Regions from separate parts of the Mus musculus genome. Here region 1 is linked to region 2. Evidence: chromatin loops called from intact Hi-C (ENCODE). Cell type or tissue: left cerebral cortex. All regions are shown on one strand. Links, peaks and the distances in the headings refer to the core of each region. The heading gives the core; the rest is flanking DNA.

Region 1 (9,813 bases), core at 1,217-9,216, 100 kb before region 2:
GGCCACAGGGCCAGTAAGTGGCAACACTGGGATCGAGTTCAAGGTTTCCTGCCAAAACTTCCTACCCGGTCCCTTGGAAGGAATTATAAATTAAGGCATTCAACATAGCCCTGAGTGTTAGCCGGAACCTTCTCAGTGCTAATGAAAGGCTGTCTTTAGTACTTCTTGTGGCCCAAACCTGTGCTAGGCTTTTGACTTTATAGGGCAGACATTTAATTCCTATGGAGCCTGTAAGAGATTATTGTTCCCTTGTTTCAAGAGGAGGCTGAAGCTTAAAGTGGTTTAATAACTTGCCTAAAGGCAACAGTGAAGTGGTATTGCTGTGGAGCAGGTTGGCATTCGACTCTGAGGCTGTGACTTTCCACTCAAGTAGACATATGTGGTCATAGAAATCCACTTAGGTCCCAGAAGGAAAATTTTGGTCTGCTGTAGATTAGACCGCATTACAACATCCTCCAGATAGGATGCTTAGGGTGCTCTGTCTGCCTGGTGAGGATGGGCAGGACCACTTTGCCTTTTGGGAAGATGTATGCCTGGCCAGTAGGTTGTCTTTTGGGTCAGTTGGTGAGACATGGGCTACTGCTTTCAGGCTACAGCCTGAGCACCTGTCATAAGGTCATGGGGTGGGGGACATTCAGATAAGTGTGAAAACAACAGTGCCTTTCTTAGGGCTCCCAGAGGTTTACATAAATTGCCTCCCAATCCTGCTCATACACAAGTACCTATTTCATCTTTGGACTGTGCTGGTGAGATGGAGCAGCCTTGATGGATTTGTTTAAAAGGTGCTTGGCCAGGCAAGCCTAGGACTATGCACTACTAGAGGTTGGGTGTGAGCAATTGAAGGCTTGGAAAGCAAACAAGCTGTGCTCTCATGCCTGGCCATCTGGTGGACAAAATGTGAAGGGGCTGGATATGGGTGAAAACGGTGCCAGACTCACGTAGCCATCTCTCTGAACTGGCTGCTGATCCCATTTGGGAGTCTCCGGTATTGGATCTAAGTACTCCGTGGTTAAGGAATACTTGTCCTACTTCCCAGTGTAGACCTACAGCCACGTCTTCTTGGCTCCTTCAGAGATAGGGCACAAGAAAGAGTGCCGGAGTAGGAGGAGCTAGAAGGGATGGCTATGATGCTGTTAAAGAGGAAGCACCTGGTATGGGACTCTAGTTGGTCTGAGGGCCACTAAAATTTGCCTCAGGCAAGCAGCTTAGATACCTGATTGTGGCTCCTTTCTGGGCTGATACTCTGGATGGGTCAGCAAGAGCTGGGCAGGCCTTCTGGGCCCAGGCCCACTTGGCTGGAACCTGATAGGAGTAGGGACTATTGGTGAGACATTGTGTCTTTGCTCAAGGGTCAGAGTTCTCATTTCTACTGTGGTTCCTCACTGACTGAAGAGTTTTGAATTTCTTTGAGTTGAGTCCAGTTCATTGCTTTAGCCAGGCAAGTTTCAGTTTAGTACTTTGGCTCTGTGCCACCAGTTCATTAGCTCCAGGCTTCTAGAACATTTAGGTTATAGGATCCCATAGGCATGAAGAAATTGAGCAAAAAACCTCTCCATTCCTCCTGTCCTTGGCATCCCCGTGGCAGTGCTCAGCATCCCACTACATCTACTTCTGTATCTGGGCCCTGGCTTGCATAGTTTGAGTGTTCAGGCCCCTGGGCCAGGCTGGAGAGGCACCTGTTTGTTTATTCACTTGGCAGAGGAGGGAGTCATCCACCCATTGTCTGCTGTTCTGTCACTGTGACATCAGAGTTCTTCTTTACTTCATAAACCCCTGGGAGGGGCTACCCCTAAACAGAACAATGGGCCTCTTCTTCAGGAGCACCTGGCTGCACCAGGCAGCCCTGTGGCTGGAAGCAGTGAGCTGTGTGTTGAGCAGGGCTTTCTCTTTCTTGTGGCCTAGATGCATCACTGTAAGCGATACCGTTCCCCAGAGCCAGACCCATACCTGAGCTACCGCTGGAAGAGGAGGCGGTCTTACAGTCGGGAGCATGAAGGTCGACTACGATACCCATCCCGAAGGGAGCCTCCCCCACGGAGATCACGGTCCAGAAGGTGAGTGGGATCTGGGTGGGAAGAAGCTTTCCTCAGCTAGATGAGTAGAATGGCCCAGAGCTCTGCTGCTCTCAGGCTCCTTTAGATGGCTGCTTCTGCCCAGCCGCCCGTAGATTCTTGCCCTGACCTCTCTGGGATCCTTGCCTGTGCTTGCTTCCTTTTCCTGGCCTCAACAGAAGTTACCTTCCTTGTCATCCTTTCTTTCTTTGTCAGAGTGGTCTCTCTCCCTCTGTATTTTCTAGGCCAGTACCCTACCCCTGAGTCTTCCTCAGTAGAAGTAGGAACATCACCCTAGCCTTGAAAGACTGGTCCCAAGTCCTATCTAAGTCCCCAGACCAAAGTTACAGTTGTAGCAGCCTGGTCAACTCTGCTATTCTTGGAGGCCTTCCTGTGCTCCCCTTCTTCTTCCTCCCTCTGTGGCATTAGAGGGACACTGTGGCACTAGAGGGACACTGTCATTACCTAAGGCTCTGGAGAATAAGCTTTGTATCTTTGTACCTTCTCTTGCCCTGTTCACTCCCCCTCAGCCTGGATACTTCAGCTCTAACAGGCTTTCCTTGAGAGCCTTTGCAGGGGCCCTGCCAAAGGCCTCTTGCCTGCTGGCTAGTAGGAACCCTGCAGCAGGAACCTGGCTAGTAGGCCTTCTTGACTCATCTTGCTACCCCCTCTTGGCAGCCATGATCGTATACCCTACCAGCGGAGGTACCGGGAACACCGTGACAGTGATACGTATCGGTGTGAAGAGCGGAGCCCATCTTTTGGAGAGGACTGCTATGGGTCTTCACGTTCTCGACATCGGAGACGGTCACGAGAGAGGGCGCCGTACCGTACCCGCAAGCATGCCCACCACTGTCACAAACGCCGTACCAGGTCTTGTAGCAGTGCTTCCTCGGTGAGTGGTGGCCAGAGTGTGCTAATAGGGGCCTAAAGGCCTCACCTCTTTCTCGCTTCTCTCAGGCTAGCTGGTCTGGGTGAGTACTGGCAACCCTGTGTACATACACCATTGTGGGTACACACATGAGGTGTGTGTGTGCGTGTGTGCTGTCTGGTATAGGACTGAGCAAGGATGGTATGCCTTCCATTTTCTGGCCCCTTGCCAGTGGCAACTATAAGGGCTCTGGCTCCGGCGTTGGCTGATTTCCAGCCTGTCTATATCTTTCCACTGTTCCATACACAGGCTACATGGTACACATGATTGGGACACACTTCTCAGGGCTGGTACTAAGATTGTTGTTTGTGGTTTGGGGCTATATGGCCTGGTCTTCTTCACATCAGGTCTGTCCCCATCGGGCCCACCCCATAGCTAAGTGCTTTGATGAGTGTGGATTTGACCTTCTCTGCAGCCTCATCTCCACAGTCCTCCTCTCCCAGAGGACCAGAGTCTGTTATTACCCAATAAAAAGGGGACACTTTACCAGTTAATTTTATTTTTCTTTTTTAAATGCTGGGAGTCCAACCCAGGGCCCATACATACGAGGCAGATACTCTACCACTGAACTGTATCACACCCCATTCCCTACACCTCCTCTTTGTTTTTGAAAGTCTTATGTATTCCAACCTAGCCTAAAACTCATGATCCTTTTCCCTCTACTTCCTGAGTGCTGGGCACCACCGCCTGGCTTCCTAGGCTTTTCTTTTTTTGATATGGGTCTTGAATTTCTGTGTTTACTTTTCCAAGTTGCTGGTCTGTAAGAGCACATCACTTTGCCCTGTCAGTCAGCTCAGGTTGGAAGCTTCTCATCAGACCTCCAGCCAGGCTCTCTTCTACCTTGTTCCTTTGTAGGTGTGCTACTTACGGTAAGGAGAGGCAGCTGTCTGCGTGGTGAGATCCCAGGCCTCACCTTGTTGCAGGCCACTTAAAGACCAGAGCTTGGCCAGCATTCTAGGGTGGTGTGTGGAACAGACCAAGAGCCCACACTGTATTCAATCCCATGGAAAAGGAAGGTCACTCGTGTTTACAAGGCTATGTGCTGTCTTCTCTTCTTCCTGTTTGTTCTCCCCGTGTTGTCCTCCTGCTGGCCAAGCGGCCTCTTAGTAGTGGTGGGTTTGGTGAAGGTATCTTCTCTACCCAGCGCTTGACCTGAGTGGTGTGAGCTGAAGGTTGACTTGCCGGTGAATCAATCATGGCTTGTGGCCTCACACAGTGCCGTATGCTGCCACTGGGTGGCAGTGCAAGTCTGGTGCTCTGCTTATTTTTGGTGCCCTCTGTCGTCGTGGGCTGGGTCTGGCTTAGGAGTGGCACAAGTCCTAAGGCCAGGTCAGGAGCTGGCTTGGGGCCTGAAGGTCGGCCAGCCCAAAGGATCTCAGCCAGGCTCATTTCCTGCTGGAGTTTGGTGGCAGGAGGGCTGCTGGCAGAAGTCTGTTTCTGGTAGTTGGTTAAGTCTGGCCAAGGATGTCATGTGGGGGCAGGTAGTAGCTTGGTTCTACGTGGCAGCTGTTGAATATGTTGTAAGGCTGTGTGGACCAGCAGAGGCAGGCAAAGAAAGGGTGAGCATACTGTTGCTGCTGAAGCCAGGATAGCCCTACAACCTGTCCAGAAGGCTGGACCCAGGTTGGGCCAGCCGCCTTTTTTGCGTCGTCTTCAGCTCTGGCCAGAGTCACGGGAGGGTCAGGGAGGGGGAGACTAGAAGAGGAGGGAGTCAGGGCTGTGGCTGTCCTCGGGGCCTGGCCCCTCTGTGTCATAGGCTGGACATCTTTCTGAGCATTTGTGGCACTCTTCTTAGAGATAATGTCCGAGTTTTCTTACATACCTGTAGCTGTTTTTGCTTTTCTGTTTTGAAGTCAGTTTGTGTCTTGACGTGTCCCTTGCAATATCCCTATCGTTATATATGCTGTGTGCCTTATGAAATGCTGGGATCTGGAAAATCCAACCAACCAACCCACCGGCTCCTCACCGTCTCCACCTCTGCCTTTGACTGACACCTCAATCTGTCAATCGGAACCGCCTACCATGCGATTGGTCGGATGGCGTTTCGGGGGGCGGTGCATGCAGAGAAGCCAACAGAGCAGTAAGCGCAGCAGCCGGAGTGTGGAAGATGACAAGGAGGGCCACCTGGTGTGCCGGATCGGCGATTGGCTCCAAGAGCGATGTACAGCCACCTTTCGTAAAACTTTACCTCTCTACTTTCTACCCCCCTTGTTAGATGAGACCTCTCCTGCGTGGAGGGGCCTCTAGTGCGCGTGGCGCCTTAGTGGGGCCACCAGTAATTGCCTGAATGACACAGACACTAGCAACTTCTGTTTTAAAGAGTGTAGCAGTGAGCAAGAACCTTTGTTGTTTTTGAGGATTTGAATGCTGTGAACTTGCAGGAGCTGCCACCCTCCTACCCTCCAGACTCTCATGCCCAGCTTCTTCTTTCTCACAGATGAGATCGTGGGGAACCTGGGTGAAGGCACCTTTGGCAAGGTGGTGGAGTGCTTGGACCATGCCAGGTGAGCGTGCTGGTACAAACATCCTTGAAAGAGCTAGTGCAGCTCTTTTTGGAGGGCCGCACCATTGCTGGATGTGTTGGGTTTGCTGATCTCATGAAATAAGGGAGGCATCCTTGGGGTTTGACAAGCCTGTGACATCACTACAAGAACTTTTAGCTAGTGTGTGCCTCCTCCCTGGTTACCCACTTCTCAGCTGTGGCATTGGATATGTGGCCCAGTGCTGCATCCCATGAGCTTTTGGATATTTTTGGCCAGGCTTCATCTATCTGGTTTCTTGGGCAGAGGAAAAGGTACATATAAGGTCCTGGGAACCTTTAAAGAATACAAAGGGAGTCAGTGCAGGGCCAGAGGAGGTGGACTTCATCTCTGCCAGCAGGGCCAGGGGCTTCCTTTGAAATGAGTTACATCTATGTTAAAGATAAGACGGCTGTGGGGAGGGACCTTGTTTCAGAAGGCTAAAGTAGTGGCCTCTCCCCTTGGCCAGAAGGTTGAGGATGCTGCTGGCTTGGCCTGATAGTACTTTTGCCCCTCCCATGTCTTCCTGAGAGATCCCAGCCGAAGGAAATGAGACTTTGGCCTTTCTCACCAAACAGCTACCAACTACCCCAGTGCGGCTAGGGTCATGAGTAGTCCATGCTGGCTGGGAAGGCAGTACCTGTATGTGCCATAATGCTGGGGCCAGATCATTCTCTCCAATCCTAGCAGTATAACACTTACTGCTTATCATCTGTCAGCCTAGAGTCTGCTTCCTTCCCTGTAGCTGTATGTTAGAGAGGCAACCCTCTGGAGAGCCAGTTCCTGCCTTAATAATCTCTAATTGCTTTAGTTACAGAGAACTGGTATCCTCATTTGAGCTATGCAGGGCACCGCTTCAGAAATGAAATATGAAGATGCTCGGGAGTTGCCCAAGTTACACCTCAGCCATTGATGACAGAGCTGGGCTTGCTGTTCTTGGTCTCCCACATTAAGTGAGCTGCTCAAAAAAGACCATTGCACCCAAAATCAGCCATCCCCTCAGCTATGAGATGAAGTGCTAATGAGAAACTTCCTCCTGCACCCATTTTCTATTCAACCATTTCTAGGTTCTTCATCATGAACCTAGAATGAGTATAAAGGGACACATACACACAGTCCTGTGACCAGATGTAGACAGGACAGGTCCAGGAACTCTAACCTAGGAAGACAGCTATACTATGGGCTGTCCCTCTTTGAGTAGTTGGGGGTAGGAAATGAGTCCCTGAAGTCACTAAAGGACAGACAAGGTCCTGGGTCCTTTAAGGTAAATGAATGCAAAGGGAGTCAGTGCAGGATCAGTGGAGGTGGACTTCAGCTCTGCCAGCAGCCTGGCAGGGGCTTCCTTTGAAATAAGTTATACATATGTTTAAAGATAAGACGGGGGCCTGGAAGCCGGGCAGTAGTGGCGCACACCTTTAATCCCAGCACTTGGGAGACAGAGGCAGGCGGATTTCTGAGTTCGAGGCCAGCCTGGTCTACAGAGTGAGTTCCAGGACAGCCAGGGCTACACAGAGAAGCCCTGTCTTTTTTTTTTTTTTTTTTTAAGATTTATTTATTTATTATATGTAAGTACATTGTAGCTGTCTTCAGACACTCCAGAAGAGGGAGTCAGATCTCGTTACGGATGGTTGTGAGCCACCATGTGGTTGCTGGGATTTGAACTCTGGACCTTCGGAAGAGCAGTCGAGTGCTCTTACCCACTGAGCCATCTCACCAGCCCCCAAGAAGCCCTGTCTCGAAAAACCAAAAAAAAAAAAAAGACTGGGCTCTGGAGAGATAGATGACTCAGTGGTTATGAGCACTGACTGCTCTTCTAGAAGGTCCTGAGTTCAAATCCCAGTAACCACATGGTGGCTCACAACCATCTGTAGTGGGATCTGGTGGATCTGGTGCACTCTCTGGTGTGTCCAAAGACATCTACAGTGTACTTATGTACATACAATAAATGAATAAATCTTTTTTTTTTTTTTTTTTTTTAAAGGTAAGACTGTTGTGGGGAGGGACCTTGTTAGAGAAGTTGGTAGTGTGGCCTCTTTCCTTTAGGCCTGCACTGTCCAAGAAACCAGAAAAGAAAATTTAAAAAAAAAAAAAAAAAAAAAAAAAGAGGGTTATCAAAGCAGGGCATTCTGAAGAGGGTGTCTTTGCCCAAAGGCTGATGAACTTGTTCCTAGCATCCAGGCCAACCCTTGAGGTATCAGGATACACCGTAGTGGGCCAGGACCACCTCATTTCAGGTCTCCACTGGTATCTTAGTACTAGCTCTCTTTGGCAACGTAGGCTGACATGTTTCCTTGTCTGCTCACATCCTGCAAATGGCCTTCTAGAGTAGGAGTGGAGTATGAAGGGTAGAGCAACAACTGCAGGAGCGAGATCTTGGGGGACACGGACAGAAGGTTCTTGGCCCTCTGTAGCTGGTGGTAAATTAGAGGCAGATAGTTGGGGGAAAGGACCTAGAATAGGGTGCAGTATAAGGAGTGACCAAGCTTCCAGCTAAAATTCCACTACTGGTACCCTAACTGCTTGTTCGGTCTCACTACTACCCAAGCCAAGAAAGCTTGGCCTATAGAGTAGGTTGCCAGGTAAGCTTCCAGGGATCTGGGGTAGTCAGGATTACCTCAGCTCCTCTGCCTGGCTTCTCCCTGGGGAGCTGGGAGTTTCTGAGATCCTGAATGGACATGACAACTTGAAAGCTGAGACAGCCCTAACAGATAGATGCCAGGGAAGCTTGAATGGTGAGCAGGTCTGGTGTTGCTTTTAACAGGCTAGATCTCAAGTATGAATACAGTCTTAGGACCTGTGGTTTACGTAGTAGAGTTTGTTAGGAGTTGCTGAGTTTCAGGGAAGGGGAGAGAGCTGGACATTTGGCTTATGGGAACCTTTGTTTCTCTCCTCCTCTATAGAGGGAAGTCACAGGTTGCCCTGAAGATCATCCGTAATGTGGGCAAGTATCGGGAAGCTGCTCGTCTAGAAATTAATGTTCTCAAGAAAATCAAGGAGAAAGACAAGGAAAATAAGTTGTGAGTATCTGCAAAGAGTGGACAGGTATCACTCAGTGGGTGGCATTCTCTAGTTCCAGCTGCCTAGTGTCCTCGAATTTGGTACTAGTCACACAGTACTCTTGGGGTTTGACAGTTGTTCTTTCTATAAAGAGCCCTTGGACTTCAGGCTCTACCCTGCCTGGCTTGTGTTCTGAAGTAGCCCAAGCCTTGCATTTATGAGTTAAGGGACTTAACAGGCTAGGGACACTTAAAGAAGACACCAGTGAACTTCTCTATAAGCACTTAACTGTGCTACAGTCAGCAGAGGGGCTGCACCTGCCCAGGTCCTCTAGAAGCTCAGCAGTACATGGAGGCCTGCGCTGTACTGGTGCAGTTGTATCTGCCTCTCAGTAACTGTGTCAGGGCTGCTTACCCTGGGTGCCATGGGTGAGCTGGGATCAGAATGTAGCCCCTCCACACAACATGTACAGTTCTTGCTAAGCACATGGGTGTGGTAGTGGATTGGCATGTGCTCTGGCTCCAAGGCTTGCTTTTTACCTTGGTAGAACAATTGGGGGTCAGGTGAGGCAGAGCTTGAATCTCACCTGTCCTTTTTCTCTAGCCTTTGTGTCCTGATGTCTGACTGGTTCAACTTCCATGGTCATATGTGCATCGCCTTTGAGCTCCTGGGCAAGAACACCTTTGAGTTCCTGAAGGAGAACAACTTCCAGCCTTACCCCCTACCACATGTCCGGCACATGGCCTACCAGCTCTGTCATGCCCTTAGATGTAAGTGTTCATTGTTGGTCACCTGGTGGTCTTGCTGTCCTCTAGCACACTGTTGATCATTCTACAAGGTCTTACAGGCCTAGAGCGTCTGGCTGAAAGGTTCTTCTGCCTTCAGATAGGAATTGTAGTGCAAGAATGGAAAAACTTGAGTCTCTTGGAGGGACTTCATAGGCCAGGCGCTTCCCCAGGTTAGGAAGAAAACAGGAAAGTACTCTAGAAGTGGCCTAGCTACTAACCCTGCCTTCACCTTTATGGAAAAGAGGAAAAGGAAGAATGTGGACCCAACAAATTCTCAGGTCCTGCTAGTCAGATACCTCCATCACTCATCTGTCCACCAACCTTGAAGAGCAGCTTTGATGGTACCACAGTAGAACTTATGTGGAAAGGCAACTTGGAATGTGTCAAGTGCAGGGCCTGAATAGGTGATGGGGAAAGAACCAACTATTAAAGGACACAGCTCTACGAAGATCTGGGGTGTGACTCACTCCAGTGGAGAAGGAACATGGTGGGAAGTGCTCTGGCTCAGGGGGATCATGGAGTTGTGA
Region 2 (9,813 bases), core at 584-8,583:
GTTTGTTTTAAGACAGGGTCTCTCTGTTATGTAGCCCTGAATGTCCTGGAACCCTGGCCTCAAATTCACAGAGATCAGCCTGCCTCTGGCTCCTGAATATAGGATATAGATTTCTTTTTCAGTTCTAAGAGTTGAATCCAGAGCCTCTCCCACACTAGGCAAACAATCTCCCACTGAGCTAGGCAGTTCTCTCTCAGTTCTCCCTGCCCCCAGGAAAAAAAAAGGTGGGGGCACCTGGCTCTAAGTGTCAAGCTGCAACTGTAGTCTTCAAAGTCAACATTTTTCCCATTGGCGGGACCCAATGTTCAAAGGAAATTGTCCTCCCCTCCCTCCTTGTGTACACTTGAAATAAAAACCAAGCCGGCTGGTCACGGTGGCACACACTTGTAATCTACACCTGCAGGAAGCCAAAGCAAGGGCTGCAAAGATAGCTCAGAGATAAGAGCTCTTCCAGACCACTCAGGTTCCATCCAGCACCCACAGGGCAGGTCACAAGCATCTGAAACTCCAGTTCCAGAGGATCCAACGCCCTCTTTGAGCTGCCCTCCTTGGGCATCAGGTATACACATGGTAGTTATGTAGCAAACAGACAGTCGTACGTGCAGGCTAACCTCCCATACACATGAAAAATAACATTTCAAAAGGTAAGGCTGAAGTAGAGTGGGCATAAAGTAGGCAAGACTCATTGAGAGCTCCAGGATAGCCCGAGCTATACACAGCAAGACCTTGTCTCAAACAAACAAACAAACACCCACAACTGCAAGTAAAACCAAGAACCATCTGGGCATGGTGGTGATTACCATCCATCCGTGAGTTTTAGACCAGCCATGGACTATACAGTGAGACACTGTCTATAATAAATAGAATCAGGATTGTGATCTGCGGGGGGGGGGGGGGCGGGGGGGAGTCTTCCTGTTTCTTAGCTGCTAGTTTTCCTTTAAGGTCTCACTCACTGTGTAGCTCTGGGTTCTGGCTGACCTGGAACTAACTATACACATCAGGCCGGCTTTGAACTCATAAAGATCTGCCTGCCTCTGCCACCCAAGTGCTAGGATTAAAGATGGGCACCACTAAATTGCCGGTTTTACTCTCTCCTCCTGCCTGGTCCTGAGTTCTAAGGCCAGGCAGGCTCTGCATCTATCTTCTTTGTTCAGGATGAAGCACCGAGAGTGTGGTCTGTGCTGCCCCTTGGTGGTCATTGAGAAAACTGAGTTCCCCATAGTGCTTGGCCTCTACCCACAATCCCTCAGCCCCAGGCAATCTAATGGAAAGTGGTTTGTGTAAAAATGCAACTTCAAGGTGAATCTCAAGTCTTTCCAAACCAAAAATTCTGGAGAGATTACTAAGAGCGGCTAGAACATGTGCCCCCCCCTTCCTGCACCATTTTTTTTTTTTCAATCTGGTTTTTGCAGACTAACTTGAAACAGCCAGGTGTGATGACACACACCTGAAATCTTAACCATTTAGAGACTGAGTCAGGAGGATTGTGAGCTAGGAACTGGACTGAGTTATATAGCAAGTTCCAGGCTAGCCTGGGCTAGATAATGAAACTCTCACTCTAAGACAGTAGAACCAGCTAACTATATAACTTAGAAAGACACAAATCGTCATCAGCCCCAGGAACTTGGGGGACCGCAGCTCTTGGAGTCCTTCTGATTGGCTGACTGGGAAGTCTTAAGATGCACCTTCCTCTCCCCCAAGTCCTGTTCCTAACCCTTCCCACTCTAAACCCCAACACAAATAACCAGGAGAAACTTGGACATATTGCTATCACAAGAACCAAGGGGGACAAAGTCAATGAGGAGAAGGGTTAGAAAGCCAAGGAGAAAGAAGAAGAAGAACAAAACTAAGAATGAGAATAAGGAGCTGGAAAGATGGCTCAGTGGGAAAGAGCAGAGGGTGCTATTCCAGAAGACATGGGTTCAAGCACCCACATGGCAGCTCACAACTGTCTGTTAACTCCAGTTCCAGGAGGTCTGGTGCCCCCTTCTGGCTTCCACAGGTACCAGGCACACACATGGTATACAAACATACAAGCAAAATACTTATATGCATAAAATAAATTAAATAATTATTTTTTAAAGAGAGAAAAAAAAAGACCGAGAGTAAGAAGGGGCGGGGGAGAAGAGAGAGAGGAAGTTGTCACGTTGTCCCTTGTTTCGCTCACTCCTCCTACAGTGCTTCTTCTTGCACCTCCAAGGCTGAGGCCTTGGTTGTTTTGTGTGCACACAGTGCTTATGTAGAGATCAAAGGACAGCCCTGAGCAGCAGGCCTGGCCTTCCACCTTGTTTGAGACAGGATCTCTTTATTTCCTCTGTATCACACAAGCCAGGCTAGTGGCCCATGAGCTTCAAAGAGTCCCTCCCTTGTCTCCACCTCCCATCTTGTACAAGTGCAGGGATCCCCATGGGGTGTTGAAGGCTTGCTCAGCAATCAGTTTTACCCACTGAGCCATCTTCCCACCCACCCCCACTGTCTTTGTTTGTTTAGTTAGTTTGGATGCTTTCTTTCTTTCTCTCTCTGAGACAGGTTCTCTCTATGTAGTCCTAGCTGTCCCAGAACTCAATATGTAGACTATGCTGGCTACAAATTCACAAACATTCTCCTGCCTCTGCCTCTGGAGTGCTGGAATTAAAGGTGTGTGCCACCACATCCCACTTGGTTGCTTTATTGAGACAAGGCTATACTATATATAGCACAGGCTGACCTCAATCTCATTTTGTAACTCGGGCTGACCTTGAACTAAGATCACTCCAGTGGATCAGCCTGTGGAGTGCTGAGATTATAGGTGTGTACCACCGCACCTGATTCCATCATCATTTTTGGTACTTCGGCCATTGATGCACACCCATTCTTGACTTAGCATACACATACACATGCTTACCTAGAATGGCAGGCAAACAAATGAAGATTACAGGTGTACAGAGGCACAGGGACAAGAATGGGGGGAGATACACACATCCACACACACACTCTTTCAGAGAGAGTATATACAGGGGGATTAAATTCCAAAATCTTGGAGATACCTGGAGTCCAGCCACCTCTTGATTCTACTTGAACGCCAGCCAAATTCCCTGTGGGGGTGCCTGCCCTCTGCTGGTCCCTCTGGGTGTTTGTGCCCACTGCATCCTTAAAAGCTCTACTTTAGCTCACCAAGAAGGTAGGCTGAGGTGCAGAGTGGAAGGGCTTACGTTGCAGTGACACTTCCGGTCGTTTTCAGAGTTGGCACTGTGAACAAGTCCTTGGAAAGAGGCTGCACCTGCAACAGCAGGTTGAGTAGGATGTAAGGGTTTGAAATAAAAGGTTGGAGAGTGGTAGGCCCGGGGTGTAAGTACACTTTATCTCTGTTTTCTCGAGCCTTTCATTTGAATAGTCATTTACTGCCCACCTCCTTGTGTGGCCTAACATAACTATTAGGTAAGTCCTTTTGGAATGGTGAGCAGTGCCCTACCTTCCACCAATCCGAAAACTAAGAATGCCATCAGACAGCATCTGAGGCTGATAGCCGAGATGTCCCCAATTTGCTGTAACCGCCTACCTTTATGAACTCACCCATGATGTGAAAAGTGTTATGACTTTCTTAGTTCTATATTTAAAACTTCACAAAACTTACTGCCACAATGGACCATGGAGTTTGGGGGGAGCCTAAGTCTCCGTTCCTAGGCTGAAATAAATTCTTTCATATTTCCCTTGAGGAAAGAGGTCGTTTTTTACATTTTCTTCAAGATTTGCCCTCTTTTTAATTACATGTATGTGAGCATATCCACAGGTATATCCACCCAAGTGCAGTGCCCACCATAGAGGCCAGAAGTGTGGGAGGCCCGGGAATTGGCGCTGCAGACACCTGTGAGTCCCCTGCTGCAAGTGCTAGAAGTTGAAGTGGAGTCCTCAACAAACCCCTCTCAGTCACTCATCTCCAGCCCTGGTGTTTGCATTTGCTTGGCTTGTTTCTCACACCCACAGCTGATCCTGGGTTTGCTGGCAGCTCTTGCTGCTGGCAGAGAACTGCCGGACAGCGTACGACGCCCCAGTCTGGCACCAGTGCCCTGAGCTGCCTCTCAAAGGGCTCGGGTCAAACCACATTTTCCAAAGCAAGCTCAGAGAGGACTCTAAAGCCTCTTTCCTGCCCACCTTCCGGACCCTTCTCTGTTTCTCATCTGAGGGCCTGAGACGACAGGAGTCAGAACCTCCTACCCAATTTCCAACAGGCTAGGAGCACGAGTGGCTACCATATGATAAATGGGAGTGGGGTGGGCAGGCAGGAGGCAACCATCTCCTCCTACTCATGGCTCCTCTCTGCCAACCAAAACAGCTAGTGGGGGCTCTGGTTTCCACAGCTACCATCCGAGGCCTGTTGTGGGGCAGGAGAAAGCGCAGGTTTGCACAGTTCTGTCAATCAGCCTCACCATCCAAAGACAATCTAGATGCTCCCGTTTTATACGAAGGATCGTGATCAAATGATAATTTAAAAACCATGCAGCGCCCCGGCAGTGGTGGCGCACGCCTTTAGTCCCAGCTCTTGGGAGGCAGAGGCAGGCGAATTTCTGAGTTCGAGGCCAGCCTGGTCTGCAGAGTGAGTTCCAGGCCAGCCAGGGCTATACAGAGAAACCCTGTCTGGAAAAATCAAAACCAAAACAACAACAAAAACCATCTAGCACGCAGTAAGTGCTCAACAAAGTGCCCTTCTCACCTGTCCTCACTCAGAAAAATCCTGGGATTGCCAACAGTGCTGGTGCCAGGAGCCAGTATGGCAGTTGCCTTAGGATCAGAAGCAGCCCAAGGAAAGGAACCCAAGATGTCCTGCCACCCAGCACACCCATGTGCTGACCTGGCTGTGTCCCTTCAGGAAGGGGGACCCCCTGTAGATGGAAACGCCCTTCCAAAATGCCCTTCTAAAGCCACCCAGAGTCCTTGGCCGTGGTTTCTGGAAAGGCTTGTTCCCTCCATCCCGTGGAAGGATGATTAGTGCTTCAGAACTTTATGGAAAGGACTTTATCTTCTTCTCGGTCCAGGCTGGCTCTGGCCAGTACAGGCCCTGATGTTAGTCTAACCTGCGACGGCGTCTCTGCAGGCTCCTAACTGCCTAGCTTCCCAGAACGGCAAGCACTGTCTGACAGACTATCCCAGCGCTTGGTCTGGCACCTTGGGGCAGGGTCATGTGACTTTGCCCTTCCTGGGGCCTCTTCTCTTGTTCTTCCCTTTGTGGGTCTGAGCTTTGGACACCAGAGGGCGCTGTTGCCTCTCGGATCTGATGAGACTAGTGGCTGTCTCATTATCAGAGACAAACATAATTCTAAGAGAAATCAGGAGAAATGTGAGGGCAGCGTAACAATGGCGTAATTCTATCGTCTCCCCTTGAAGTGTAATCCCATCAGTTGAGAGGGTGAGGCAGGAGGATTGCCACAAATTTGCTAGCCAGAGCAAACTCTGATGTCTGGGGCTACAGAATCAGAGTCAGAGTCAAAACATTAATAATATTATCATTAATTGTGCTGGTATAATAATCACTTGCCTTGCTTTTAGTTTTGTTCACTTGTTGTGACAGGCTTATGTAGCCCAGGCTGGCCTCCTACTTACTATATGTAGCTGATAATAACTTTGAATCCTGTTCTTCCTACTTCTGTCTCCTTAGTGCTGGACTACAGGCATGTATATATATATTTTTTTAATAATAATTTATGAAGGAGATGAATGAGGTGGCACATGCCTTTGATTCCAGCATTTGGGAAGTAGAGGCCGGTAGATCTCCATGAATTCAAAAGCAACCTAATCTAAGTAGAGAGTTCCAGGACAGGCAGGGCTAGAGAGCCCTCATCTCAGCACAACAACAAATGTAAGGAAAGCCTAATGACACCCAGTTACTTGGGGTCTGAAGCAGAGCCAAGAGCTCAAGGCTTGCCTGGGCTACAGAATGACTCCAAAGCCACCCTGGGATGCTTAGTGAGATACTTTCACATTGAAAATACAGGGGCTTGAGAGATGGCTCAGTGGATAAGGATACTGGTTGAGAGATGGCTCAGTGGTTAAGGATACTAGTTGCTTTAAAGATACCATTATCTCTTCCAGAACCTGGGTTCAATTCCAAGTACCCACTTGGCAGCTCATAACCACCCAAAAGTTCCCTCTTTTGGCCTCCAAGGGCACTAGGCATGCAGGTGGTGGACAGACAGACAGACACGCAGGGAAAAGGCCTGTACACACACAAGCAATAAATTAAATTTTCAAAAATGTCCCGTGATGTAGCTAAATGGTGGATAGAGCACTTGCTTGTTCTGTGTGAGGAGCCTGGGCTCCATCCCGGGTACCAAGAACAAAAAGAGAAAGAGAGAATGTAGCACCTGCCACTGAGACGAGACCTCACCTCATCTTCTATAGCCCCAGTCCGTGGAGCGGGCTGCCCTGGGGTAGCTAGCGATCAGGATCTAAGTCACAACCAACAGAAAGCGACCTCTTCCAACATCAGCAAGAATTAAATAAATGCACTGCTCCTAAAAGAAACAGCAGCAGCCAGAGCCACACTGGAAAGGAGACAGGCGGCTAGGAAGAAGAGGCCTCCCGTGTGGTGTGAACAGGATGCGGGCCCTGGTCTCCTCCTTCTGCTGGGGAGAACAATCTCCAAGTCCTGGGGCACGGCTTCCCTTCCTTTTCGCATCCCCACTCTAGCTGTCTGGAAGCGAACAGCACAGGGAACCGACCAGCTGCTCCAGGCTGTGTTTCAGTCACGGGACATGGGACATCCGTTTCCCCTTCAATCTTTCACTCTGGCACAAGTGAAGCCCCCATCCCCAAGGCCCCCCGGGGGGGGGTGCAGGAGGATGGGGACAGAACAGTCCTTGCACCTGATCAGCAAGTTTGCCTTCTCTTTGACGGTGCCTCTCATTGCTAACTGGCCCCATGGAAGAATGGTGCTACGGAGTAAGAGGTGACAAACTACTAGCTTCTGCGAGCACAGCACTCAGGGCTGCCAGACAACAGGCTTGGGGAGGCAAACATGGCCTTAGGGGTCAGGGCGGACAGTTTCTGGGGGCTTGAGAGGCAGGTCTCCAACCACAACTGACCTTGACTAAAGAGAGAATTGAGTGGGGACCGCCAGCCCCAACAACTCCCGCCAAGTTATCCCCATGCCGGGAGGAAGCTCCTGGAGGGCAAGAGGGTAGTTATGGCTGGGCTCCAGGAAGTCGGACAGAAGGCAGGCAGGCGTGGAACTCCTCCTTGGATCCGGGGTCCTAAGACCTATGGCGGGCATGACAGCCAGAGAGCTCAAGGCGAGTTTGCTCACTAATTTTCAGGTGTGTGCTACTTGAGGCTTTGTGCCACCTGCCGATGGAGTCAGAAGGAAAAGAACCAGTCCCTGTCCTCGCTGGTTCCCTGCCACTCGGAGGAATCACTAAGCGGCTTAAGGATCGAAGGCAAAAGGCTTTTCCTTCCAGGCCTGCTGGAGCCTGTGAAGGTCCCTCCAGGCCTCAAGTCCCACTCCCAGGAAATATCCACAGTCCTACGCTTGTGGGGTTTACGGGCCCTTTACAGCTCCACCCCACCGTTGGCCAGACAGGGGACAGGTGTTGTCATGTGGGGTCTAGCAGGTACACCTTCTGAGAAGAAGGATTTGCATAGGATTTGCAAAAACTGGGCTGGAAGCAAGCTCCACCCTCACGCACCCTGCCCACCCAGTCAGATAGCCAAGCCCTTCCCTCAGTGGAGTTCCTCAGGACCTCTCTGCTCACCTTCCCGCCCTGAGCAAGCTAGCTCAACAAGCAGCTAAGAGGCTTCTTCTCATCAACAGGCAGAGCCTGGGGATTTCTGGGTGGGGTGAGTCCATCATAGAAAAAAAAAAAGGACACCCAGAAGCCTCAAGATAGTACGGAGGGGTGAGTACCAACATCATTGGGAGTGAGGGGGGGGGGAGCCCTAGCTCTGCTCAGTGCTGTGGAGAGTACTAACTGCTGGGGGGCTTGGAGGCTGGACAAATGAGGCTTTCTCAGCTCCTCAGCCATTGTGGCACTGTGGGCTCAACAACAAAAGCCCTGACCCCACCCTGCAGAGGCCAGCAGATCCCAGAGAGGACTGCAGGGGAGGGCCAGACTACAAAGCTGTTCCAGGAGAGAGAGGGAGGGGGAGAGAGAGAGAGAGAGAGAGAGAATGAATTCATCTAACTGCCAGTGAGTGCGGAAACACCAGGCTAAGCCACACTCCACCAGGCCTCTCAGAGCAGCTACTCTTAGATCTTTAGAAATAGGTCCCTAAGGCTGAGAAAGGCTCGAGGACGGTTGGGCCACCAAAAGGGCTCAGAGGGTAAAGGTGCTTGCTGCCAAGCCTTATTACTTGAATTCTATCCCTGGACACATAGCAGAGGGAGAGAACCAACTCTCAAAGTTATTCACTCAAATGCCTCTCCTCTCACCTCTAAAACTAAATGAATAAATGTAATTTTTTGTTTTTAAGGCTTGGCGTTGGCCTAGGGATGTGGCTCAGAAGCGGAGCACATGACTAGCATGCAAAAGAGCCTGGGTTCCATCCCCTATTTTGCAGAAACTTACATTGAAAGGTCACAGAGCCAGGCAGGGGAAAAGTCAGCAGGGTAAGTAGGAAGCTGTTAAAACAGAACTACAAGCACGTCATCCTCCGACCTTCCTCTCTGCCAGAGACCTGATGACCCTCTGAGTTCATACTCTCTTCAGTTTCCTTTTCTGCAAAAATGGGGCTTAGAAATAATCCTGCATCAGGAGGTTCAACCGTAAAAACCAAAGCGCTTGACCGGGACGTGACCCAGTCAGCAGAGTGCTTGCCTCGAATGCAGGAAACCCTGGGTGTGATCCCCAGACCACATAACACTGGGCATAGTGACCCATACCTGTAATCCAGACCCTTGGGAGGTAGGGGCAGGAGGATCAGAAATTTAAGGCCATCCCCGGTAACGTAGAGAACAGTCAAGACCAATCTGACAAACATAGAGCCTATCCCAAAAACACATAAACAAATATTACCCATCATCATGATCACCATCAACAACAATAAGTCGTCTGACAGATAGTGATGCAGAATAAATAAAATGAGCGTCCCTTGGTCTCCAGGGAGGAGGTGCAGTGGGTAACTGGCAGCCTCCACTTATGAATGAGGAGTCATAACTGCGGACCACCACATCTAACCCTTAGATACGAAAGTGGGGAAACTGAGACCCAGAGGAGAAAGTCTAACTCCAAGTCAAAAGCAAGGTCCATCCCCAGAACCTGGATCTCCTCCTAGGCCCTTGATACTCATGACGAGCTCACCCGGTCTCTAGAGGGAGGTTTACAGTGTGACATCTGGGATTCAGGTGAGTGCCCTTCCTCCTGTGGAGGTATTGGAGGGTAGGAGCTGGGGCAACCCTGCAGCAGTGTGGGGAGGGTCACCTGTAGGCCAGAAGCCTGGGCTCTGAGTGAGCAGTGCAGCCCCTTACTTGGAGTTCCCATGAATGGAAGCAGTCACCGGGAGACCCGCCTTGGCCCTCTGGGTCCTGGCTTCTTTGGCGGTTGTGAATATCAGATCCAGGTATGGACAGGACAGAAGCAAGCCACTGTGCCCACTTTGCCTTCTCCTGATTTCTGTCCTTTCCTACAGACTTGGGGCCTAGAGCACTGCCCTGGACTTGCTGTCTATCTTTGTTCCACCACTTCTGCCCTTTAGCCTGACTTCTCTAACTTAGTGAGTCCCCAGAGCAGGGAGGTAACGGGTTACAGCAAGACTGAGTGACCCTGTAGCCTATGCCCTTCCTCTTGGTCCCTCTACCTCCCAGGAGCTCCACTGCTGTGTCCTGTGTGCTGTCTTCATCCTCAT

What was found. A loop is a pair of places that touch in the nucleus more often than their neighbours do. Peaks named below come from ENCODE experiments on the same cell type or tissue, not always from the same donor. Only the 100,000 strongest peaks of a DNase experiment are listed, where the experiment ranks them.
Region 1: a loop joins it to region 2, with 2.5 times the contacts of the local background. A loop is called at or near these places in 7 of 42 quality-filtered maps.

The regions. Positions count from the first base shown.
Region 1 is chr9:57,753,957-57,763,769 of GRCm38, reverse strand. It overlaps Clk3 (CDC-like kinase 3), which reads left to right. Exons shown (of 13, transcript NM_007713.5): 2 at 1,903-2,054; 3 at 2,730-2,946; 4 at 5,047-5,143; 5 at 5,420-5,486; 6 at 8,402-8,518; 7 at 9,102-9,268. The coding sequence starts at 1,903. Among named protein-coding and RNA genes, the nearest start is that of Clk3, 6.3 kb to the left of the region's middle. In left cerebral cortex, for the core only: a CTCF peak has its summit at 4,217 (motif pointing right); DNase peaks (open chromatin) are centred at 1,950, 4,239 and 4,998; H3K4me3 peaks cover 689 bases; H3K27ac peaks cover 1,960 bases.
Region 2 is chr9:57,651,332-57,661,144 of GRCm38, reverse strand. It overlaps a transcript of Csk not described here. Among named protein-coding and RNA genes, the nearest start is that of Csk, 11 kb to the right of the region's middle. In left cerebral cortex, for the core only: CTCF peaks have their summits at 1,198 (motif pointing left) and 5,207 (motif pointing right); DNase peaks (open chromatin) are centred at 1,182, 4,301 and 5,219; H3K27ac peaks cover 174 bases.